Linked DNA regions of Homo sapiens: all the other regions are linked to region 4. A link is a contact called in ENCODE Hi-C or POLR2A ChIA-PET data. All regions are on one chromosome and are shown on one strand. The core of a region is the stretch at or near the end of the contact, and the rest is flanking DNA. Distances in the headings are between cores, read along the strand shown. Region 1 holds the start of RFC2 (replication factor C subunit 2). Region 2 holds the start of GTF2IRD1 (GTF2I repeat domain containing 1). Region 3 holds the start of POM121 (POM121 transmembrane nucleoporin). Region 4 holds the start of ABHD11 (abhydrolase domain containing 11).

Region 1 (2,871 bases), core at 216-2,715, 520 kb before region 4:
TCACTTGAACCTGGGAGCCTGACATTGCAGTGAGCTGAGATCACACCACTGTACTCCAGTCTGGGTGACAGAGTGAGACTCCATCTCAAAAACAAAAAACAAGAAACAAAACAAAGAATGGTCAAAGCACTTGTGAATCTGAAGTACCTACTTTCTTTTCTTCTTATTTTTTTAGAAACAGGATTTCACTCTGTCCCCCGGGGCTGGAGTACATTGACTTGATCATGGTTCACTGTGGCTTCAACCTCATGGGCTCAACCGATTCTCCTGCCTCAGCCTCCCGAGTAACTGGGACTACTGTCGCGTACCACCACAACTGGATAATTTAAAAAATTTTTTTTGTAGAGATGGGGTCTCACCATGTTGCCCAGGCTGGTCTCAAACTCCTCGGCTTGAGGGATCCTCCCACCTTAGCCTCCCAAAGTTCTGGGATCATCATTATTGAATATTATGACAATTTGGGCTATGGGAGGAAAGATTGGGTAGAAAAACAGCCCATAAGAATGCTCAAAACCCTTGCAAGGTTGAAGTATTTACTTTTTCTTTTTTGAGACAGGGTCTTGCTGCAGACCAGGTTGGAGTGCAGTGGTGTGATCAGAGATCACTGCAGCCTGCACCTCCTGGGCTCAAGCACTCCTCCGCCTCAGCTTCCTGAGTAGCTGGAACTGCAGGTGCGCGCCACCACGCCCGGCTACTTTTTTAATTTTTATTTTTGTAGAGACGGGGATCTCACTTTGTTGCCCAGGCTGGTCTCGAACTCCTGGGCTTAATCGCTCTTCCGGTCTCTGTCCCCCAAAGTGCTGGGATTAGAGGGGTGAGCCACCGCACCGGCCTTGAGTCCCTATTTTCCTGGAATGAACATTGCATTTCATCTGACAAAAGGACGGTTTCAGTTTCCTCCTCTGCAAAATGGGGTGGGGGTGGAATTCCCATCTTGCAGCCGAGAATTCCCTGATAATAAACGTCGAGTACCGAGCGCGGTTGAGGCGCAGGAGCCTACCCAACGGGAGCAGCTCACTAGGACATTCAGAGCAATCTGGAAAAGTGGGCACGGGCAGCCCCAGACGTCATCCCCGGACCCCGCTGCCCAGCAGCGCCCGGACGCCAGCGTTGTCCGTGTCCCAACACCGAAGCCCGCGTTTGGCCGCAACCCCTCCAGGCCCTGCTCCTCCCACGCCGCCGCGGAGCGGATCTTCCACAGAAACCACACACAAACGTCCGTTCCGAGAGCGACCTGCTTTCTCGGAAGGCGTCGCGGCCACAGCTCGCCTTCCTGTCGCTCCCAGGCCGGGCGCCAGGTCTCCCATAGCAACCGCGGCCTCCAGCGATGGCCGCCAGGGCACCACCGGAACCCTCTTCGCAGGCACAGAGAGGCGCGGGTACGTAACTTCCGCTCGCGCCCGGCGGAAGCCAGGGGGCGGGGCTTGCGTGGCGGCGTCAAGGGGCGGTGCCTCGGGTGGCGGGAAGAGGAGGCGCGAGAATGGAGGTGGAGGCCGTCTGTGGTGGCGCGGGCGAGGTGGAGGCCCAGGACTCTGACCCTGCCCCTGCCTTCAGCAAGGCCCCCGGCAGCGCCGGCCACTACGAACTGCCGTGGTGAGGTCCCAGGCCGTAAAGAATGGGCGCGTTTGGACGTGAGGGTGGGCGAGTGGCGGGCCGTGCTCCGGAGAAACTCGGGGGTCAGGGGCTCGTTTTGGGGAATCCCGAGGGAGGAGGAGGCCCCGGGTGGCATCGAGATGATTTCAAGAAGGCGACGGACATGGATCGAGAGTGGCCGGTCTAAACTCTGCGAGCGGAGTCTCGCTCACTACAATGCTTATGACAATTAGGGCTACCCCGGGTGGCCACCTACTCTGACCTAGTTGGTTTTTTCAAAAGTTTTTGTGTATAGTAGTGTATGACCTAGTGTTTTCAAAAACTTCAATCTTTTAAAAAAAATATCGATTACATGTTGAAAATAATATTTTGACTGTTAGGTTCAATAACATTTACATTTGAAATTTTTTTAAAAAAATCAAGACGGGGGTTTTGCTGTGTTGCCCAGGCTGATGTCCAGCTCCTTGGCTCAAGTGATCCCCCTGCCTCAGCCTCCTAAGTAGATGGGACTACAGGCACGCACCACCATGCCCAGTTAATTTTTTTTTTTTAGATGGAGTCACACTTTGTCACACAGGCTGGAGTGCAGTGGTGTGATTTCTGCTCACTACAACCTGCATCTCCCTGGTTCAATCAATTCTGCCTCAGCCTTCCTAGTAGCTGGGATTACAGGCATGTACCATCACACCCTGCTAATTTTGTGTTTTTAGTAGAGGCTGGGTTTCACCATGTTGGCCAGGCTGGTCTCGAAGTCCTGATCTCAAGTGATCCGTCCGCCTCGCCTTCCCAAAGTGCTGGGATTACAGGCATGAGCCACTGTACCCAGCCTAGGCCTACGGTGTCTAGCCAGCTATGCTGTGTATTTGGCACACGTCTGCAGAAACTGGCAGGTAATCCTTGCCTGGCATGGTGGCTCACGCCAGTAATCCCAGCACTTTGGGAGGCTGAGGTGGGCAGATCACCTGAGGTTGGTAGTGACCCAAGATCGCACCATTGCACTCCAGCCTGGGCAACAAGAGCAAAACTCTGTCTCCAAAAAAAAAAAAAAGAAAAGAAACTGGCAGGTAAGGGATGAGAAAGGAGCTTGGTTGCACCCATGTTGTCACACCAAATGATGTCAGTGCTGTATGTGCTGGGCCTCTTGTGACGGGCGGACAGGGTTGCAGCACAGTGTCACATTGCTCCAGATGACCTGTGCTGGCCGTGCTCCAGCAGCAACAGGTGTTTCTCTGCTGTGGCAGGTTTGAAGCCTATGCTGTACAATTCTCATGCCTTTAA
Region 2 (2,812 bases), core at 1-2,500, 720 kb before region 4:
GGATGGGGACACAGGAGACTCCCACCGCAGGACCTTGGTCCTGGGAGGTAGGGTCACTAGGCCAGACGCCAGAGCTCCAGCCCCCTCCAGCACTGCCAGGAGGGTGGAACGAACTCTCAGCGGCACAGCGGCCCCCTTCCCTGGGCCCACGCCAGGCGAGGCAGGGTCTCACTCCCTGGCTGCTGGCCAGGGGTGAGGAGCCCAGGAGAGGTGTCAAGCCCATCATGCCCAGGGTACTTAGGATGGGGCGGGTGGGTGTTCAGCACCCTGTGGCCCCTCCTCTGTCCTCTCCACCCATCTGCAGGAACTCAGAGACCACCCACAGACCGAGTATCCCCAACTTACTCCTCTGAACCCTTTGTGGTCCCCCCACTGCCACCTTCTGAGTCCCCTCCACCCGGGATTCAGCGGCCACCACCACACAGGCCAGCCCCCTCCCCGGGGCCGGGGCGGGGGGTCCACTACAGGAACCACCCTGCTGGGGCAATCCTGGCTGGACTGGACTCCGCCTGGGAGTTGGGGGCGCGGGCCAGGGGCTGGCCCAGACCGGGAGAAGGTGGAGGGGGGAAAGGCGGGGACCGCGGCCTTCCCAGCCCCCTCTGCTCCCACCCCGGCGCCCGCCACCGCGGGCAGCGCGACTGACCTCATTCGCCAACTGCAGCAGCCTGCGGGCGCCGGCCCGGGACGCCCCCCACCTCCAGAAGAGCCGGTGGCAAGGAGGGAGGGGGTGACAGCTCCCAGCTCCCGGCCCCTCCCGGGCAGGTGGGGGGCGGCCGTCCCTCCCCTCCCCCCGGGCCCGAATTATAATCCCAGTCACGTGCCTCCCCGGGCACCCAAAAGCCGGCCCCAGCTCCTGTAACACCTTGAGAGGGGGAGGGGCGGGGACCCCCCCCCCCGGAGGCGGAGGGGATCGGGGGCGGGGGTGGGGGAGAAGGGGAGAAGGGCCTCGGTGCCCGCCCCCCGCAAAAGTTTCTCCTACCTTGGAGGATCCCCAAGCGCTCCTGCCAGCGGCGCCCCGGCCCCGGCCCGCGGCCAGGACTCAGCCTCCTGCCGCTGCCTCCTTAATTAATCCGGGAGAATGGGGGAAGGAGAGGCAGAGGGAGGCGAGGACGGCGGCGCGGCGAGGGCGGGGAGGGAGGCGCGGGGAGGGGGCGCGGGGGGGGAATCGGCCGGCCGGGGGGCTGGCGCTCGGCGGCCCCCACCCCCGGCGCGGGCTGCGGCGGAGGGCGGGGCGGCGCGGGGAGAGGAGCGGAGAGCGGGAGCGCGGGGAGGCTCTTTGTTCTGTAATCCCAGTAAGATTGCCAGCCATTCGCCCCGGCCCTAATCCCAGCCCCGCGCAACACCACCCTCCATTGGCTGCCATTTACATACGGGATTAGCCCGCCCCGCGCCCCGCGCCCCTGCGCACCCCCCTTGCTACCCAGCGCCCCTGCGTCCCGGGGACCTGGGCACCGCGGTGGGGAGAGCGCGCCGCACCCCTCGGCCCCGGACCTGCGGGGAGGGGCGGTGGCGCCCTCGGTTCTCCCCCACCAGCGCCGGATTAGAAAAGCCTGGGCGCGCCCCCGTCTACCCCCACCGCTCCCCACCACCACTGGGAGAGCAGCCGGGCGCAGGGGGCTGAAGTTGGAGGGTCAAGGTCACCCAGCTGGAACGCGCGGAGGCCCTGAGTGTCCCGGCTGGTCACTCCCGCCTGGCCCGGGTTCTAGTCCTAAGGCTTGGGCCAGGTACCTCTTACTCTTACAGCCTTTGTCCCCCTCCCACCCCTGAGATGTGCAGGAAGGCAGTGACAGGCCGAAAGTCGCAGCAGAGCCAACTGGACTCTTGGTCCCATCTTGTCTGATGGGACCTCCCTCTGATAGGCTTTTACCCCTGTCCCCCCAACCAGCCCCCCCGCCCCCCGCCCGCCCCGCTCCCACCAACCACACACACACCACAGCAGCGCTCCTACTGAATCAGTGCGCACGCCTCCCATCCGGCCCCAAAGCCATAAATCCTAATTCAGCACAAGGAACACAGTCCTTCCCCCACGTGGTGCCCTGATCCCTGAACTAGACCTTGGCTAGACTGGGCATGGCAGGGAGGGAGGGACTCACCCCAGGCAGGCCCCAACCCCAGGGAGCTTCTGGCTTAGAAGGACAGCCAAACATAGATCGAGAATCTCCCAGGTCCTGGCAAAACCCACAAGGTCTCCCCACAGCCTCCTGGCCAAACTGCCTTTGCAAAGATTAGGACAGTGACAGAAGTTTAGCGTGGCTGACTCCATCTTGCTTCCAGCCTCACGCGCTGGCTGTCTTCACTCATTCCGGGGCATAGGCCAAGCTAACCGGGGGAGGAATTTAGTTTATAGTTCAACTTTGAAACAAGGATGATAATAGTTACTCCTTAAACCTAACCTGCTTTTTATACAAGAGACCAAAACCACCTTTGTAAAACTAACGAAAGGCCGTGAGATTAGGATTATGGGAGGGGCCTGGACGCTGCTAAAACCTACGCATCGTTTTTATAATCTGACTGCTCAGGAGTCATGTGGCGAGAGATCACAAGATTTGTGAGTTCCCCACTTCCTCCTATAGATAGCATCTCTATTGTGGAAACTGAGATTGGTCTTTGGAGATGTTTTTCAGACTTTCGCATTCGGGCAACCGACTGACTCACCTGGACCTGTGTGACTCATGACTCAGCCCATCCTGTGGCCCCCACTCAGAGACCGACTCAGTGCATAAGGACCGTTTGCCACACCCCTGTGATTTCATCTCCAACCAATCAGCAGTACCCATTCCCTGGGCCCTTGCCCACCAAATTATCCATAAAA
Region 3 (3,086 bases), core at 566-3,065, 810 kb after region 4:
CTTTTCTTCTCCTTCTCTTTGAGGGCACTCAGTACTGTCTCCTTTGCACATGGGTCTGGGGCGTTACTTGATGGTGAGGACAGTGTTGAGCTGATTATCTGCTCTGGTCTACAATGAAAGACAAGATTCTAGCTGTAAGATATTTTAATTCCCATGCCATATAGCACAGACTTCAGAAACAAGAAATCAGAAGCTAACCAACAGGCCAAAGTATAATTTATACACTCACAGCAGTTCCCGTTAGCAAGTAAAGCTACTTTTTCGTTAAGAGCAAAAAGTGAAAAACAAAAGGGTTTACTAGAATTTGGTATTTCTCATCAAATAAGCAGCTTCGTCCTTTCTTTTCTGCGTTGTAGTCATGTCATAGGAACAACTGGAGAAGAATAAAGTGGACACGAAAAGGGAGAGTATTCTTCCAACGATAATACTCACATCGCAGAACGCGAAAATCTTCTGTCAGGAGGGGCGATCCTCACAGTCACTGGGCTACACACCATCCTGGAGTTGCGAGGGGACAGCACAGCCTTCTTGTGATAACCATTCCAGCACACGGTGGGAAGTACCCCCAGACAGGAATACTGGGCCTGATGGATCGGATAGCGTCTTCTAGGTGTTATTACAAACCGATTTGGTAAAGTCCCACAATCCCTGCAGAGAATGCGAGACAAATCACGGAACCAAAGCAAAAAAGAATGTCAAATTTTTAAACGGTTAAAAACCCACCAGTTCAGACATTTTCCAAAGAACTTAAGTCTCTTTCTAAGCAACACAGAACACGGTGTTTTTATGGCAACTTTCCCTTATTCCATCTAAGGCCAGAGAGTGACAGCTGCTTAACAGCTGTCTCAACAATGGATTTCAACAGTTTGAGAGGGAAAATCTAAATCTAGACTACATCTAGGCTGCACTAAAATTCGAGGAGTTTTTAGAACTGGAAAGAAGAGAATCGTTTTGGCAACACAACATCTCATTCCAAGAGTCAGAGGCCAGGAGACAGCTGGCACACACCAAGGTGTTAAGGAGGGCAAAACCACACACAATCCCCTTGGGACTTGATGAAAAAGCAAATCGGATTTAAAAGTCAAGTCCTCGATTTCAAGCCAGCCGAGCCAGAGGATGATCTGACAAAATCAGCGCATCTTACCGTGGGGAAGGCCTCCTGGAGGGTCGGAGAAGAGGAGTGGGCAGAGAGGGGTAAACGTGGTGAGCGCGATGGGTCGGCGGGGAGGGCGGGGGGGAGCGCGGCGGTGGGGAGCGCGGCGGTGGGGAGCGCGGCGCCGGGCGGGCAGGTGGGCGGCGGCCAGGCCTATCCCGCAGGTCCTGGCCCTCCGGAGCGGCGGCGGGCTGCGGCGGCCCGGGCTTGCCCAGGTAACTGCCCATGAGTAGCAGTTCCGCAGGGTCAGGTCCTTCGAGCAGGGTCCGCGGCTCTAGGAGGTTTCCGTTGGCTGTCGACTTGGCCAGAGGCGAAGCGAACAGTGTTCGCCGATGACGCGCCTTCCGAACGAAGGAGGACAAGGGGCGCCGATGACGCGCCTTCCGAACGAAGGAGGACAAGGGGCGCGAACCTCGGGGCTCGCGGCTCAGTCCCCACCAGGCCGCGGTAGCCCCCACGGTCAGCCAGGCCAGTGCAGCCGCAGCCGGCACGAGGTACAGTAAGAGGCCAACCAGCGACAGGCCCAGGAGCACCGCCCTGGCCGGCCCGCCGCAGCCCCGGCCCCGGCCGTCCCTGACACTCGCTATGGGCCGCCGCCGCTCGCCTGCTCCAGCCGCCGCAGCCGCCGGAGACATCGCGGCTCCGCGCCGCGGAGGAGACTTAAATATCCCAGCGTGCACCGCGCCGCGCGTCGCGTCATCGCGCGCCCTCTACGTCATGCGCGCGCGACTCCGGGAGACGCTACCGCCCGGCAGCGCCCGAGACCCAACTGGTTTGGAAAATGCCGCCTGCCTTTAACGCCTGTTTCTGACTCTTGAGGTTTTCCGCGTGGCTCCCAGCGCCACATCCATCCGGAGGCGATCCCGTGGAAGGATCGCGTCCAAGATAAAAGGGCCCGAGACCTATGCTTACGTAATTCCTAATCCGTGATCTTTTATGGGGGCTGAATTCCCCTCCAGCACAGCCTGTTACCAGGTACTTTTCACAAACGCTACTAGCGGTTGTGAGTCCCTCCCCCCTCCATTTCTATGTTACAAATTGAAAACGTGGGACGATTACCTACCAAATTTCACATCATGGCCCAGATATCGGGTGGATTTTGTGGCTCTGTGATCGACTTATACCTATGCTAAAGTTAACGGTCTGAGAAGGTAGATTAGTGGTTGCCTAGGGCTAGGGAGTGGGTTTGGGGGTGGGGAATAGAAAGTGACTGGTCATGGTTATAGGCTTTTTTGTAGCACCATAAAGATAGTTTAAAATTAGATTGTGGTGGTGATTGCACCACCCTATGATTTGCATGGTATGTGAATTATATCTTAATAAAGCTGTTTAAAAAGTCTGGTAGTCTGCCAATACACTTTGGTGTAGTTCAGTTTCCTCAGCCATTCATTCATTGATTTATTCATTCCATTGTTTATGTACATTAAAGAGATTAAGGGGGAAAATATAGGATCTCTGATCTTTAGAAACTGTTTAGTTAGGAAGATGTGTAAGTAGAAGATTGCAATTCAGGCCGGGCGCGGTGGCTCACGCCTGTAATCCCAGCACTTTGGGAGGCCGGGGTGGGCGGATCACAAGGTCAGGAGATCGAGACCATCCTGGCTAACATGGTGAAACCCCGTCTCTAATAAAAATACCAAAAAAAAAAAACTTAGCCGGGCGTGCCGCCTGTAGTCCCAGCAACTTGGGAGGCTGAGGCAGGAGAATGGCGTGAACTCGGGAGGCGGAGGTTGCAGTGAGCCGAGATTGCGCCACTGCACTCCAACCTGGGCGACAGACCGAGACTCCGTCTCAAAAAAAGAAAAAAAAATTGCAATTCAGTGTTATCAGTGTGATAACAGGAAAAAAAAATAAGAAGGCCAGGCGCGGTGGCTCGTGCCTGAATTCCAGCACTTTGGAAGGCCGAGGTGGGCGGATCATCTGAGGTCAGGAG
Region 4 (2,985 bases), core at 95-2,594:
CCTCAGCCTCCCCAGTAGCTGGGATTACAGGGCCGTGCCACCACCCACGGCAATTTTTTTTTTTTTTAAACGGAGTCTGTCTCCGTCCGGTAGGCTGGTGTGCAGTGGCATGATTTCCGCCCATTGCAACCTCCGCCTCCTGAGTTCAAGCGACTCTCCTGCCTTAGCCTCCCGAGTAGCTGGGATTACAGGCACCCGCCACCACGCCCAGCTAATTTTTGTATTTTTAGTAAAGACGGGGTTCCACCATATTGGCCAGGGTGGTCTCCAACTCCTGGCCTCAGGTGATCTGCCCACCTCAGCCTCCCAAAGTGCCGGGATTACAGGCGTGAGCCACCGCACCCGGCCTAAAAAAAAAAATTGTAACCATGATTCAGTAAAAAAAAAAAAAAAAAAAAAAATGTTAAAATTAGTCTGCGCCTGTAGTCCCAGATTCTCGGGAGGCAAAGGCGGGAGGATCGCTTGAGCCCAGGAGGTCGAGGCTGCAGTGAGCTACGGTCGCGTCACTGCACTCCGGCCTGGGCGAGGGTAAGACCCCCACCAAAAAAAAGTATAGGACTCGGGCAACTGGCTATCTGGAAGACAGACAGCACCCCAGCAGGAGGTGGGGTGTGGAGAAGACCTTGAAAGGCAGGGTGCCTGATAGGGGAGTATGAGAATGGGGAGTATGGGCAGAAAAGCAGGTGGGATCAGACTGGGGGAGCCTTCCCCAAACGTAAAAGGGACGAAGGGGCTTGGGGAAGAGCTCTAGAGTGCCCCCGAGCTCCTTCTAGATCGACGACTCCAGGATGGGTGGGTGTCCGTGCTCCGCCCAACCTGCCCGGGCCCCCGGCAGTGGAGCACGGCGCCACCACACTGGCACTCCGCCGCCCAGAGCCACCCTGGCGCCGCTCGCCCCCGCCGGCGGCACAGAAACGATGGCAGCCACCCAGGTCAGTGAGCGATGGCAGGTGCGGGGCGGGAACCGAGCCCTAAGCTGCAACCAGAACCGAGCACGCACAGAGCGGCGCAGACCGAATTCCCAGATTCTACGCACCGCGGCGCTTCGCGAGGGGAGGGGCAAGCACCGCGGGTTGCCCAGCCTAGGGCGAGGCCAGGTGCGGCGCTCAGGGCGACCCGCGCAAAGCCTGCGGGGATTACGTAATGGCGTAAGGGGCGGGGATGGAGGCGGGGCCGGACTGTTCTCGGGGATACGTAAGGAAACGGGACCAAGGGCGGAGAATCCCGCGATGGGGGCGGGGAGAGGGCGGGGCTCAAGTCGGAACTGGGCGGGGCGGCTGAAGACGGAAATGGGCGGGGCTGCGAGCTAGGGCGGGAGAAGGAGCGCGGGGAGGACGTACCTTGTGAGATGCGAGCCGGCCAACAGCTTGCAAGCATGCTCCGCTGGACCCGAGCCTGGAGGCTCCCGCGTGAGGGACTCGGCCCCCACGGCCCTAGCTTCGCGAGGGTGCCTGTCGCACCCAGCAGCAGCAGCGGCGGCCGAGGGGGCGCCGAGCCGAGGTCAGTCAAGGGCACCGGGCGGGAGGCCATCCTCTGTCCTCCTTTTCCTGCCGGGCCCCGACGGCCCCATCTCCTCCCTTTGGGCCTGTCACCTCCCAGGCCTCTCCCCCAAAGCTCTTTCCCCCTACCCCTTTCCCCGTCTCCGCCGGCTCAGACTCTGACCTCGATCCTTCCCCTGCCAGGCCGCTTCCGCTTTCCTACAGGCTTCTGGACGGGGAGGCAGCCCTCCCGGCCGTCGTCTTTTTGCACGGGCTCTTCGGCAGCAAAACTAACTTCAACTCCATCGCCAAGATCTTGGCCCAGCAGACAGGCCGTAGGGTGAGCTTTCGAGTGGGCGGGGCTCCTTTGGGGCTGGGCGGGAGTGGGCGGGGCCTGAGAGGAGGCGGGGCAGGGGGGGTCCCGCTTCTCACGCTCACTTCCAGATCCCTCACTCTGAGTATGGACCCTGAACGGCAACCCCATTTATTCCCTCACGTTGCCATCTTCATTAATTCATGTTGTAGATCTCCATCGGGGCTGGCCCATGCCTAGGCGCCTGCACCCTTTCCATGAAGGGGCCTGCTTGTTCACTAGGGATGACCGGGAGCTCACCACCTCTTATGGCAGCCCATTCTTCTGTGCTCCTACTGTTGGAAATTCCTGGAGTCTCCTTCCTGGCATTCTCCGAGATTGCCACCCAGCCAGGCCAGCCCTTCAGAGACGTGGTCACAACCCTGGGGCCTGCTCTTCTCTGGCAGAGTGGCCCCAGGTTCTTCATCTGGGCCTCCTAGGTCTGGAAACTGGGCCCTTCCCCTCCACAGGGTGTATCCCCAGGCTCTCCACACCTTTGACCTGCTGTCCCTACAAGCCTTTGGCTGTCTACCCCCAGAATGGGGATATCAACGCAGCCCCGTCTCACCCCACTCCCCAGGTGCTGACGGTGGATGCTCGTAACCACGGTGACAGCCCCCACAGCCCAGACATGAGCTACGAGATCATGAGCCAGGACCTGCAGGACCTTCTGCCCCAGCTGGGCCTGGTGCCCTGCGTCGTCGTTGGCCACAGCATGGGAGGAAAGACAGCCATGCTGCTGGCACTACAGAGGGTGAGCCGCCCATGTCTGGGGCCTCCTCCCATTCAGTATATACCCTGAGGGCCCTGCAGGCAACCTGGGACTCACATGATCGTTGGATGACCAAGTTCAGGCTCCAGGAGCCATGCCTGAGACTCCCTATGTCTGCCTAAGACTGGTCCCAGTTCGGTTCTCTCCCACAGCCAGAGCTGGTGGAACGTCTCATTGCTGTAGATATCAGCCCAGTGGAAAGCACAGGTGTCTCCCACTTTGCAACCTATGTGGCAGCCATGAGGGCCATCAACATCGCAGATGAGCTGCCCCGCTCCCGTGCCCGAAAACTGGCGGATGAACAGCTCAGTTCTGTCATCCAGGTGATACACCCAAGGTGCCCCGGATGGTATTGTAGACCAGGACCTGTCAAGGGAAGAGTG

What was found. Hi-C counts contacts between places; a loop is a spot of excess contacts on that map. ChIA-PET counts read pairs that join two places held with the same protein, here RNA polymerase II (POLR2A). Pooled maps may share reads with other maps.
Region 1: a loop to region 4 is called in a map of naive thymus-derived CD4-positive, alpha-beta T cell, with 33 times the contacts of the local background. The contact joins the promoter of RFC2 here to the promoter of ABHD11 in region 4. A Hi-C loop is called at or near these places in 2 of 168 maps with a recorded cell type or tissue (both naive thymus-derived CD4-positive, alpha-beta T cell) and 10 of 50 pooled maps. POLR2A ChIA-PET finds 5 or more read pairs at or near these places in 4 of 52 experiments (Caco-2, activated CD8-positive, alpha-beta T cell, activated T-cell and 1 more).
Region 2: a pooled map shows a loop between it and region 4 (12-fold over the local background). The contact joins the promoter of GTF2IRD1 here to the promoter of ABHD11 in region 4. A Hi-C loop is called at or near these places in 6 of 50 pooled maps. POLR2A ChIA-PET finds 5 or more read pairs at or near these places in 2 of 52 experiments (Panc1 and activated T-cell).
Region 3: a loop to region 4 is called in a pooled map, with 8 times the contacts of the local background. The contact joins the promoter of POM121 here to the promoter of ABHD11 in region 4. A Hi-C loop is called at or near these places in 2 of 37 single-sample maps with no recorded cell type and 10 of 50 pooled maps. POLR2A ChIA-PET finds 5 or more read pairs at or near these places in 2 of 52 experiments (HEK293 and activated T-cell).

The regions. Positions count from the first base shown.
Region 1 is chr7:74,252,993-74,255,863 of GRCh38, reverse strand. RFC2 (replication factor C subunit 2) reads left to right here and starts at 1,465. Exons shown (of 11, transcript NM_181471.3): 1 at 1,465-1,593. The coding sequence starts at 1,481. RefSeq lists enhancers at 1,072-1,151, 625-1,227, 1,562-1,791, 1,228-1,830, 1,831-2,433 and 2 more and a silencer at 1,392-1,511.
Region 2 is chr7:74,452,344-74,455,155 of GRCh38, reverse strand. It overlaps GTF2IRD1 (GTF2I repeat domain containing 1), which reads right to left and starts at 1,250. Exons shown (of 27, transcript NM_005685.4): 1 at 980-1,250. RefSeq lists silencers at 628-697, 1,200-1,549 and an enhancer at 2,435-2,812.
Region 3 is chr7:72,923,824-72,926,909 of GRCh38, reverse strand. POM121 (POM121 transmembrane nucleoporin) reads right to left here and starts at 1,815. Exons shown (of 13, transcript NM_001387691.1): 1 at 1,145-1,815; 2 at 433-648; 3 at 1-108. The coding sequence starts at 1,788. RefSeq lists enhancers at 1-673, 1,107-1,667, 1,668-2,229 and a silencer at 1,621-1,730.
Region 4 is chr7:73,737,161-73,740,145 of GRCh38, reverse strand. It overlaps ABHD11 (abhydrolase domain containing 11), which reads left to right and starts at 1,344. Exons shown (of 6, transcript NM_148912.4): 1 at 1,344-1,500; 2 at 1,683-1,818; 3 at 2,411-2,584; 4 at 2,755-2,925. The coding sequence starts at 1,376. RefSeq lists enhancers at 231-887, 888-1,545 and a silencer at 1,224-1,323.